Regions from separate parts of the Homo sapiens genome. Here region 2 is linked to region 1. Evidence: chromatin loops called from intact Hi-C (ENCODE). Cell type or tissue: Calu3. All regions are shown on one strand. Links, peaks and the distances in the headings refer to the core of each region. The heading gives the core; the rest is flanking DNA. Region 1 overlaps PLCH1 (phospholipase C eta 1). Region 2 overlaps PLCH1 (phospholipase C eta 1).

Region 1 (5,383 bases), core at 215-5,214:
AGCTCAGAGCACTCAGGTAGTTAGTTTTCTTTTCTAAAGCTAAGGAGCTAATCTTAAGCAAATAGGCACTTCCTACTTCTTCAAGCATTTGACTCAACTAGAGACAGTACATAAACACAGTGTTTGGTAATGTTGTAATGGTATCTGATAACACTCTAGAAACACCTCTTAATGAATCAGCAGAATCTACCTGAGTTAGGGCTGTCACCTTCCATATTCTGGTTAGGGGCCCATCACCCACATAGTTCAATGAAAGGCCTTGAAGGTATTGCTTTAACAAGCTCATGATGAGGACACTCACTAGAACTAGAGAAGCTATTGCCATGATCTGAAAACTGTATATGAGCTAGGCACGGTGGCTCTTGCCTATAATCCAACACTTTGGGAGGCCAAGGTGGGAGAATCCTTTGAGGCCAAGAGTTCAAGATCAGCCTTAGCAACAGACTGAGACCCTGTCTGCACACACACAAAAAAAATATTTAATTAAAAAATTAGCTAGTCATAGTGGTGCACACCTGTAGTTCCAGCTACTTGGGTGGCTGAAGTAGGAGAATAGTTTGAGCCCAGGAGTTAGAGGTGGCAGTGAGCTATAATCGCACCACTGCACTCCAGCCTAGGTGACAGAGTGACACCGTCTCTAAAAAAAAATTAAAAATAAAAATAAAACCTATATATGTATATATACAAGTTTTTTTTTTTTAATCTTAAGCCTAAAATAAGAGACTAAAATAAGAGGCCAAAGAGAATGGAGACACATTGCAACCAAATACCCCCAGCCCCAGTGGGATCTCTAAATTTTTCTTAGATTATTATTGCCTTTCAGGTTTATGTATTTCTTTTTTTGTTTTGTTTTTTTAGATGGAGTCTCACTCTGTCGTCCTGACTGGAGTGCAGTGGCGCAATCTCAGCTCACTGCAACCTCCACCTCCCAGGTTCAAGTGATTCTCATCCCTCAGCCTCCAAGTAGCTGGGATTACAGGCGACAACCACCACGCCCGGCTACTTTTTGTATTTTTAGTAGAGATGGGGTTTCGCCATGTTGGCCAGGCTGGTCTTGAACTCCTGACCTCAGGTAATCCGCCCACCTTGGCCTCCCAAAATTCTGGGATTACAGACTGGAGCCACCACTCCCAGTTCAGGTTTATGTATTTCTTACCTTTCTTCTTTTTTGGCTATAATTTAAAAAAGTATTAAATCTTTTCTTCTGATTGAAAAATCTCCAATGTTTTATAAATAAACAATCATGGTGTGCCAGCTCCATCGTAGGACACTAGTGCAGATTATAAGGATGCCAAGTGGAATGAGACACTGTCCCTGTTATGTAAATCTCCTAGGAGAAACACACTCTGATATTTTCAATAGTTAAATTCTAGAAAGGTTTTCTGGCTAAGTTCATATCTTGTGTTTTCTACATCCTCTTAAAATCTTACTATTTAAAATATAAAGACAAAAGAGCAATCTACAAAAATCTATGTATATCTCTTTTGTAACCTGTGATTTAATCAATTTAGACAACTGCCTTTGGTTAGATTTGGGTAACTAAGAATATGCATGGAGAAGCAAATCCTGACCTAATTCTATCACTAACTAACTGCTGAAACCTTTTGCTCTCTTTCCGCTTTTGCTCCTTTCTCCCACTTTCCATAAGCCAGTCAAAGTATTCAAGCTCCACATTATTCTAGCTGTAGAGACTTCTGCTCCAGATATTAATGTCTATAAAAATATTATCTCCCAGCAAAACCTTCCCTGTCTCTCAAAAGTAGGAAACATTTACCCATTCCTTTTGTATCTTCTCCCACTTAGTTGTGTGTGCCTCACGCAGGGGCTATGGCTTATTTACCCAGCTATCCTTTGCACACAGTATAATGCAAGATGCATAACAGCTACTAAGCAGTCAATAAACATTAGCTCCATGAACTTCCCCTCCAACATTTAGCTTAATATCTCTACATGCTAAATGCTGAATTTGTACTGATTGGCTGATATAAACTCTTAATTTGCCAATCATTAGAGGAAAAGCATTACTATCAAGTTTGCACCACTATTGTTTAGGCTATTATGTCTTCAAACTATTATAGCAAAATTCAGGCTATGCAACAAGCAGAAGCAAACATTAATGAGACAGTGCACTTGTGATACCAAAGCATTCCTCAGCCAACTGTCTTTTACTCTGCCTTTTACTCCCTGCTATAATCATTCAGTTAATATTTGCTAACCGATGAGTTGAATAGTGATGCATCATAAACAGTCTGATGACAGTACCAATTATAAAGACAAGAAAGGACCATGTGTTTATGTTCAGAAAAGAAACTGGCAAAGGCAGCATAGTAGAGGGGATTCAGCTGGGACTGAACTCAGGGTGCCTGATTATCTTGGCTAGTTCGCTATTCCACAAGTGTAAAGAAACCTATGGTGCTCATCCACCCTAGTGGAAAAGCATCTTTCCTACTGAAATTACCTTCCAGCTGCATAATGTCTGAACTATAGGGCTCTAAAAAGAGATTTCAACCCTTCGGTCAAGACTCCCTGAGCACCTGCTGTAACTCAGGTTCTATAATAAACAATAAAAGAATAAGATCTCAGACACTCACAGTCTAGTCTAAATGCTGGCAAACATTTTTTGTATAAAGCCAGATAGTAAATGTTTTAGGCTGTGTGGTCCATACAGCCTCTGTGGCAATCACTTTTGCATGCAGAGCAAAAGCAGCGTTAGAAAATATGTACACTATTAAATATGGCTATGTTTGGGTTGTAGTCTGCTTTATATACAAAATCAGGCAACTGACTGAATTTGGCCCACAGGGCGTAGTTTGCCAACTCTTGGTATTCAGGTACATTTTTTTAAATTGCAAAACAGTGAGCTGTATGTTGATGAAAGCTTCCCCTTGCATTTGCATAACATTTCATAATTTATGAAGCTATTTCATATATATTAGCTCAAAATTTAATCCCTCATACCAACCCTTTAAAATAGGTAGGTCTTATTATCTTCATTTTATAAATAAGAAAACTAAGGCTCAAATAAATTAATTTCCTTAAGTCATCATATAGGTAGAGATGGAGCTAAGATTTGAGCTTCCACCTTACAGGCGTAGATTACTAAATGCTCACCAAAACTTACTTCCTCTTCCTCCAGTGCACACAGACCGACTGCATTTTCCAGACTCCTTTGCAGTTGGGTGTGGCCATGTGATTAGGTTCTGGCCAGTGGAATTTGGGCATTGCCCTTTAAAACTTCCTCATAAAAACTGGCTAACATGATCCTCTGCTTTCTTTTCTCCTTCCATTTGGCCAGAGGAGGTACTCCTAGGGTAATCTTTTGGGTAACATGTTGACAACAGCAGAACCACAAGACAGAAGCAGCCTGGGCCGCTGAATCATCTCTTGGAAGAGAGCCACTCAAGCAGGAACACTTGTATTAGACTGGGAAAGCAGTAAGAAATGTGTATTAAGCCACTGAGATAGCTTTATCTGCATATTACTTTAGCTAATAGAGCCTGTGCCCAGGTCCAGTGTTGTTTGCATTCAACTATAGCCAAGATGCAAAGGATGAGTTTACCAGGCCAATGAGACAGAAGAGATCATATTTCAGAAGGGGACATTCAGGCAAAGCAAAGAGTGCTTTCAAGAAAGAAGAAATTGTTCTACATGGTTAAATAGTAAACTAGCAAGGTAGTGGAAGGAGAGGAGGCAAAGATAAGCACTGGGAAAGACCTGTGCCAACACTGCGGTAAAAGGACTTGGAGAGAACAAGAGACAGCAATTAGATCTGCCTCTAGCACACTCAATCTAAGGAAGAAGAGGCTGGAGGCAGGGAGACCACCCCTAGAGTCTGATCAGCCCCGGCCTCACCAGAGCAGAGCTGTGAGCCGGCAAAATATTTTCTTTATGTACCCTGATTTTTAAATAAATCTGATTTTTTCCAATTATAAATGTAATATATGATAATTACAAATGTATAAAGAAGTATGAAGAAGAAAATAAATCACAAATAATCTCATACTCAAAGATAACCAGTATTAATATTTCAGAGCATAAACTTCTGAGCTCATTTTACCTTTCTCTTTAGCAGATATGTTTAGGCATGAAGAAAAATGGAAATGTAAGATAATATTTTCAATTGACTATAACTATCAGCATCTTCTCATATCAATCACCATAGATATTCACATACTATTAGTAGCCTTGTGCACACAGTATAGATGTGCTATCATTTTTTAAAATCAATTGTCTACTAGTATATATTTAGGTTGCTCCCTTTTTCTTGCTATTACAAAAATTATTGCAATAAACTTACTTATACATTTATCTTCGTGCAAATGTACAAGCAATTTGACAGGACTAATTTCTGAGCCAAAGAGTTTTTCTACTGTCAAATTGCCCTCCAGAGAGATGGTACTAATTCAGATTCCCACTAGTGGTGTATAAAAGTGCCAATTTTCCCACACTTTTGGTGACATTGAATGTCATCTTTTTTTTCCTTTTAATTCTTTGGCAATCTGGTAAGGCAAAAACATATATATCTATCTCATTCTTTTAATTTTTGAAAACACAGTTACTCAAGTTTTTAGTTCTCTTCTTTGTATTTTAAAATATTCTCTCTGGTCTATGGATGATCCTAAACATATATTTATTATCTTTAAAGTTACAGTGTGTTTAATTTATACAACTGGGCTAAGTGAATAGAAGCAGAGTCATTTTTGGATTTGAAAGACTTAGTGTGAAAGAAGTTAACACAAATAATCACATGTTAATTCTCCTCAAGGGGTATCAAGGATGGTGGGTGAATTAGCATTGTCAGAATTGAGTAGATAATCTATTTCTGCTTTTATGTGCTCTAAATAACAAGCCAGGTACTCATTAAAATTAGCTAAGGATTTGTTTAAGTTATTGCTTCTTTGGTGTTTTTCACACCTTTATCATATGCTTGACTTATCTTTGGTTTTGGTTATATACTAGCTAGGGCAAAGGGTAAATATACAAGGAAGCTTAGAGAAAAAATATAAGTAGAAAACTAATATAGGTTGTCAAACCTGAGAAAAAGGAAATGATGAGACACAGATGAGGTGTGTGTGTGTGTGTGTGTGTGTGTGTGTGTGTGTGCATGTGTGTGTAAGACAGATACTAAAATGAGCAGGCATGTATTATTAGGACATATATTCCAAGGTAACATTTATTAAAGGCCTATGTACCAAGCACTGGACAAGACTTGTTATCCACATTATTTTATCTGATCCTCACAACTCTTTGAAGTGCACAGAATCCATATTTTTTAAATGAAAATGCCCAAAATCCATATTTTTAAATTGTGTGCCAGAGAAATTGACCAAGGGATTAGCCAAAAGCTCAGCCACTATTAGAACTTTCGCTTGTCTTTTGCTAT
Region 2 (5,383 bases), core at 294-5,293, 74 kb after region 1:
TGATAAGGGTAGATTTTCAGTGTTCTTACAGCAAAAAAGAAAAAGATAAAAAAAGTATGTGAGGTATTACATAAATTAGCTCGATTTACCCATTCTGCAATGTATACATATTTCAAAACATGTATATAATTTTTGTCAATTAAAGAAAATAAATAGTTTAAGGAAGCTCTTATATGCTGATATATAATGATACACAAAATATGTTACGTCTGAAAAAACACACAAGAAACTAATAACACTTTTCTACGGGAGGAAAAACTGAATGGCTGAGGAACAGAGATGTGGGAGGTAATTTTTCCCTAAACGCCCTTGTAAGCTTCTAAAATGTGTAATCATGAAAATATAAGATCTATCCAGTTATTCTTTCCCAAAGAATAAAATTAATACACTAATGAGAAGAATTCTATGAGAAAACGTACACCTTTAATTTAGTTCACCAGATCGGAAGTGAGGACTTTTCAACAATATGTTGGGAATTGGTCCTGATTCAGGTTTTTGCTTTTGACTGAAACTTGGAAACTAAATAACAGATTTCACATTTCTCTCTTTTGACAAAAGAAAAAGAAGTTAGTAAACAGTTTATGTTCTCTCTCTTCCAAGACTGTATTTTAGTGATTTACCCAGTAAATAGAAAAATACTTTCAATCCAAAACCTATTTAAAAGGAGAAAAGTTGTGGTTTAGAGTAGAACATTTGTGTACAAGCCTTTTCTCTTTTTCCATTTAAGAAGAAAAGATTCCTGTGACATTCACATTCAGACAAGGCTCAGGAAAATTCAGGAATAATCACACTACAGTGATTTCTCTTTGGGGAACAAAAGCAATGGGCAAAAAAATAAGAAAAAGAAACTTTCCAGCCTTCACTCCATAAACACACTGCCTGCAAAAGACAGGTTCAGCTGCTCAGTAGTCAGACGAGTCTGATTCCCACCGGTCCCCTGAGCCAGGTTGCAGCCAATAGTGATGCTTTATGAGAGGAAAGAAAACTATTAAAAATTGCAAAACCTCTCCCGCCCTGTTATCGAAATCCAGAAGACCTTAGAGAACACTAGTTTTAAAAATTATAAAATGCAATGAGGCTTATGAAGAAAGTAAGACAGATAATTGCTTTTCTTTTCTTTAAAATTGCTTCCCAGTCTCCTATTTCTACCAGTTAGGAGCTAAGAGACAGTCGTTTATTTATTCATTTATTATTGAAACCCATATATTCTCTTTTTCTTTCTTTGTTTTTATTTTTTCTTTCATTTTATGTATTAAGTTGAAAGCTTCAAAATTCAAAAGGCATAAAAGAGTATACAGGCCGGGCACAGTGGCTCATGCCTGTAACCTCAGCACTTTGGGAGGCCGAAGCGGCTGGATTGCCTGAGCTCAGGAGTTCGAGACCAGCCTGGGCAACACGGTGAAACCCCGTCTCTACTAAAATACAAAAGAAATTAGCCGGGCGTGGTGGCGCACGTCTGTAGTCCCAGCTACTCCCGAGGCTGAGGCAGGAGAATCGCATGAATCCGGAAAGCGGAGGTTGCAGTGAGCCGAGATCACGCCACTGCACTCCAGCCTGGGTGACAGAGCAAGCCTCCGTCTCAAAAAAAAAAAAAAAAAAGAGTATATGGTGAATTGTTTACCTCTGACTTCTGTCCCTTAGTAATCAACTTCTTAATTCTTGTGTATCCTTCTGAAGATTTTTTTCTTTTTTCTTTGTTGAGACAGGGTCTCAATCTATCACCCAGGCTGGAGTGCAGTGGCAGGATCACAGCTCACTGCAACATCAACCTCCTGGGTTCAAACAATCCTCCCACCTCGGCCTCCCAAAGTGCAGGGATTACAAGCGTGAGCCACCATGCCCTGCCCTCCTAGAGATATTATGTATGTGTAAAAGAAAAGGTGGTTCCCCCTCAAATATAAATTAAAAAATCAGAGGGTCTTCACATAACCCTAACTCCTTATATTAACACATTACTGTTCTATGAAGCAATCTCTTCTTTAAAAAATAAATTTTCAATACCTCCTATATCACTCAAAGATAAGAAAGAGCTATTTGGCAAAAAGAAATAGGATGTCTGGAGAACTACATTGCATATGATTTTATAGCAAATCAACTCACTGAATTTCTGGTCCAGGATTCTGACCTGAAAAACCTGTGTAGATCTTCCAAGTTCCCAGCAGAAATAATTCTGCAGAAGTTTTATTAGCACTCCATGCAGATCTAAGGTCCAGAAGCCTCTTCAACTTAATTGAAGAGGGAGAGAAGAGGGAAGTGGGAAGCTGAATTCAAATGTTTGGTTCTTGTGGACTAGCAACAAGGAAGTGAAGACAGATGAAAGAGAAACCTTGAGTGCCTTGGATCAGTTAATCAGTAACTCACTGACGCTGGCACTAAACTAGATCCCGCTGACATCCAGTGGCAATTGACCGGGTAAGGCTAGACAAGTTTGTAAGTCTCTTGCTCAGTGCAAAAGAACCAGCCACAGAGAGAAGAGGCTGCTTGGAGAATAAGCTACAGAAAACAACTAAAGAGCAAAACCCAGAGAGCCCTCCAGGGACCTGTGTGGTGTCTGAGGCAGAGGCTGAATTCCAAGACAGAGTCCAGCACCCACTTTTTTTGAAACCCTTAGCATTTTCTTCTAGCCTGGAGTCAGGTACTAGGGAAGAAAGAAGACCCAGAAGAAGGGTGTGCTTTTTAAGGTGTGGTGCGCTATTAAGAATGCTGGACTGCCGGGAGTAGTGGCTCGTGCCTGTAATCTCAACACTTTGGGAGGTAGAGGTCGGAGGATTGCTTGAGCACAGGAGTTCGAGACCAGCCTGGAAATATAGTGAGACCCTGTCTCTACAAAATTTCTTTTAAAAATTAGCGGGGCGGGGCGCAGTGGCTCACGCCTGTAATTCCAGCACTGCGGGAGGCCGAGGCAGGCGGGTCACGAGGTCAGGAGATCAAGACCAGCCTGGCTAACACGGTGAAACCCTGTCTCTACTAAAAATACAAAAAAAAAATTAGTTGGGCGTGCTGGCGGGTGCCTATAATGCCAGCTACTAGGGAGGTTGAGGCAGGAGAATCGCTTGAAACCGGGAGGCGGAGGTTGCAGTGAGCCGAGATCCCCCCACTGCACTCCAGCCTGGACAACAGAGCGAGACTCCACCTCCAAAAAAAAAAAAAAATAGCATAACATGGTGGCACACGCCCGTAGTCCCAGCTACTCAGGAGGCTGAGGGGCAAGGACCTCTTGAGCCCTGGAGGTGGAGGCTGCAGTGAACCAAGATCGTGCCAGTGACAGAGGGAGACCCTGTCTCAAAAAAATATACAAAAATAAAAGCATGCTAGACTTAGGTGTCTTAGGTATCCATCGCAACTCAGCCACCAATTGGCTGTGTGAACGATGACATTCCTGAGCCCAGTTTCTTTATGCTGAAACCAGCTCAAAAATACTGCAAATCTAAAACCAGCTCAGTACAAGCCAGTTGCAACTTCCCAGTACCACAGCAGTTTTAGGAGCACCAAAACTCCAGCTTCTGGAATAACTTAAGACATTTTCAGCAACTGTCCAAGGCAATTCTCATCTCCAGTTTGAAAAACATTGCAAAACACTACCCGGTCCATTCTAGCAGTAAATCTATCAATACTACCTCAAGAAAAATAATCGGGCAACATTTAGATAAAACCAACATCTAAATCTTAGGATGTCAGAAAGCACACATTAAAATCATGAGGAATCCTCTTAGACCCACCACAAGATGGCAACAATCCAGAAGTGGTAAGTGAGCAAGTCGATGTGGAAAAATCTCTACAGCACATAACCTAAACACCACTTCCAAAAACATAGCCCACATCGTTTATAAACAAAGTCGTGAATGTTTTCTGGAACCAGACCTGAATTTACAACCTCCTAAACTCCATGTAGGGAATGCAGTTTCTTTACTCTCCAGACAGCTTATCAGAAACTCTCTACCTGTCTATACTTTGCATAAATGGTGAATTTGAAAATAAAAGTAACCCAGCGTTTGTCACAAATTTCCCGCCTATTACCACTGCATTCCTGAGTAGTAATAGGATGTAACAGAACATGGAGGCAGACAGACGTGGGTTCAAATTCCAAGTCTGTTCCACGTTCGTCTGTCCCATGTTACATCTTAGGCAAGAAACTAACCTCTCTGAACCTCATCAGTAACATAGGATAAGAATTCCTGCCTCTCTTGATTATTGTGTATTATAAAAAGACATAAAATAAGTGCCATCACGTTAGGAATACATTAATGTTCACTTCCTCCTTTTCTTCCAGAATCCTTTAAAATATTTACAGAACAATAAATAACCAGAAAAACTATCCCCCCTTATGGTAAATCCCAATCATGCCAAAATTCCTCAGACCAAAATAGATACCAAATGAAAAACAGCTTTTTTGTACTTAGACATAGCGTGTGTACCATATGTGTTCTCATGATACACACATGCTTATAAAAAGATATTGTCAGAAGGTAACCACTGTTGGCTAGGTGCGATGACTCAGGCCTGTAATCCCAGCACTTTGGGAGGCCAAGGCAGGCGGATCATCTGAGGTCAGGAGTTCGAGACCAGTCTGGCCAACATGGCAAAACCCCATCTCTACTAAAAATACAAAAATTAGCCGGGCATGATGGCGGGCGCCTGTAATCCCAGTTACTCAGGAGGCTGAGGCAGGAGAATCACTTGAACCCAGGAGGTAGAGGTTGCAGTGAGCCAAGATCTACTGCACTCTAGCCTGGGTGATAGAGAGAGACTCTGTCTCAAAAAAAAAAAAAAAAAAGAAGAAGAAGAAGGTAACCACTGTTAATTCTACCCAACAATATTAGGTTAAATCATATGACATTGCTGATGTTTGACCACCTTATATTTACAACTATAGCAGTTTCATATAGTTGGAAATAGCAAATCTAGGGCAAGGATTCGAGGCCAGGAGCAGTGGTTCATAACTGTAATCCCAGCACCTTGAGAGGCCGAGGAGGGAGGATCACTTGAGCCCAGGAGTTCAAAACTACCCTGAGCAACATAGTGAGACCTCATGTCTAAAATTAAAAATCGTATTTAAAAAATAAAGCAAGGATTCAATATCTGTCTGCCCTCCCTAGATTTCCTGAAAACAACAAGATCATTAGAAATCAGTAACTCTGCGTTGTCATCCCCATTCTGCCATTTATTAGCTGTGTGACTTTTAAGAAAATCATTTAGCAACTTTGGGCCCTGGCTTCCAGATTTATACGATACATATGGTAGATTTATCTTTTTCTGCTCTGTAATTTAATGACTATAATAAGGCATAGGCACTTAGGTTAGTGCCACCAAAATACATAGCTGGTAAGAACATTTTAAACTTAGCTATCCACGTTATCTTGGTTGTCCCTTCTGCATCTATCCT

The links. Hi-C counts contacts between places; a loop is a spot of excess contacts. Peaks named below come from ENCODE experiments on the same cell type or tissue, not always from the same donor. Only the 100,000 strongest peaks of a DNase experiment are listed, where the experiment ranks them.
Region 2: a loop joins it to region 1, with 4 times the contacts of the local background. A loop is called at or near these places in 1 of 110 quality-filtered maps.

What each region holds. Positions count from the first base shown.
Region 1 is chr3:155,661,828-155,667,210 of GRCh38, forward strand. The region is part of intron 2 of PLCH1 (phospholipase C eta 1); the gene reads right to left. Among named protein-coding and RNA genes, the nearest start is that of PLCH1, 81 kb to the right of the region's middle. In Calu3, for the core only: no CTCF peak of the experiment used is centred there; DNase peaks (open chromatin) are centred at 3,264 and 3,714.
Region 2 is chr3:155,735,651-155,741,033 of GRCh38, forward strand. The region is part of intron 1 of PLCH1 (phospholipase C eta 1); the gene reads right to left. Among named protein-coding and RNA genes, the nearest start is that of PLCH1, 6.7 kb to the right of the region's middle. In Calu3, for the core only: no CTCF peak of the experiment used is centred there; DNase peaks (open chromatin) are centred at 933, 1,451, 2,401, 3,736 and 1 weaker place.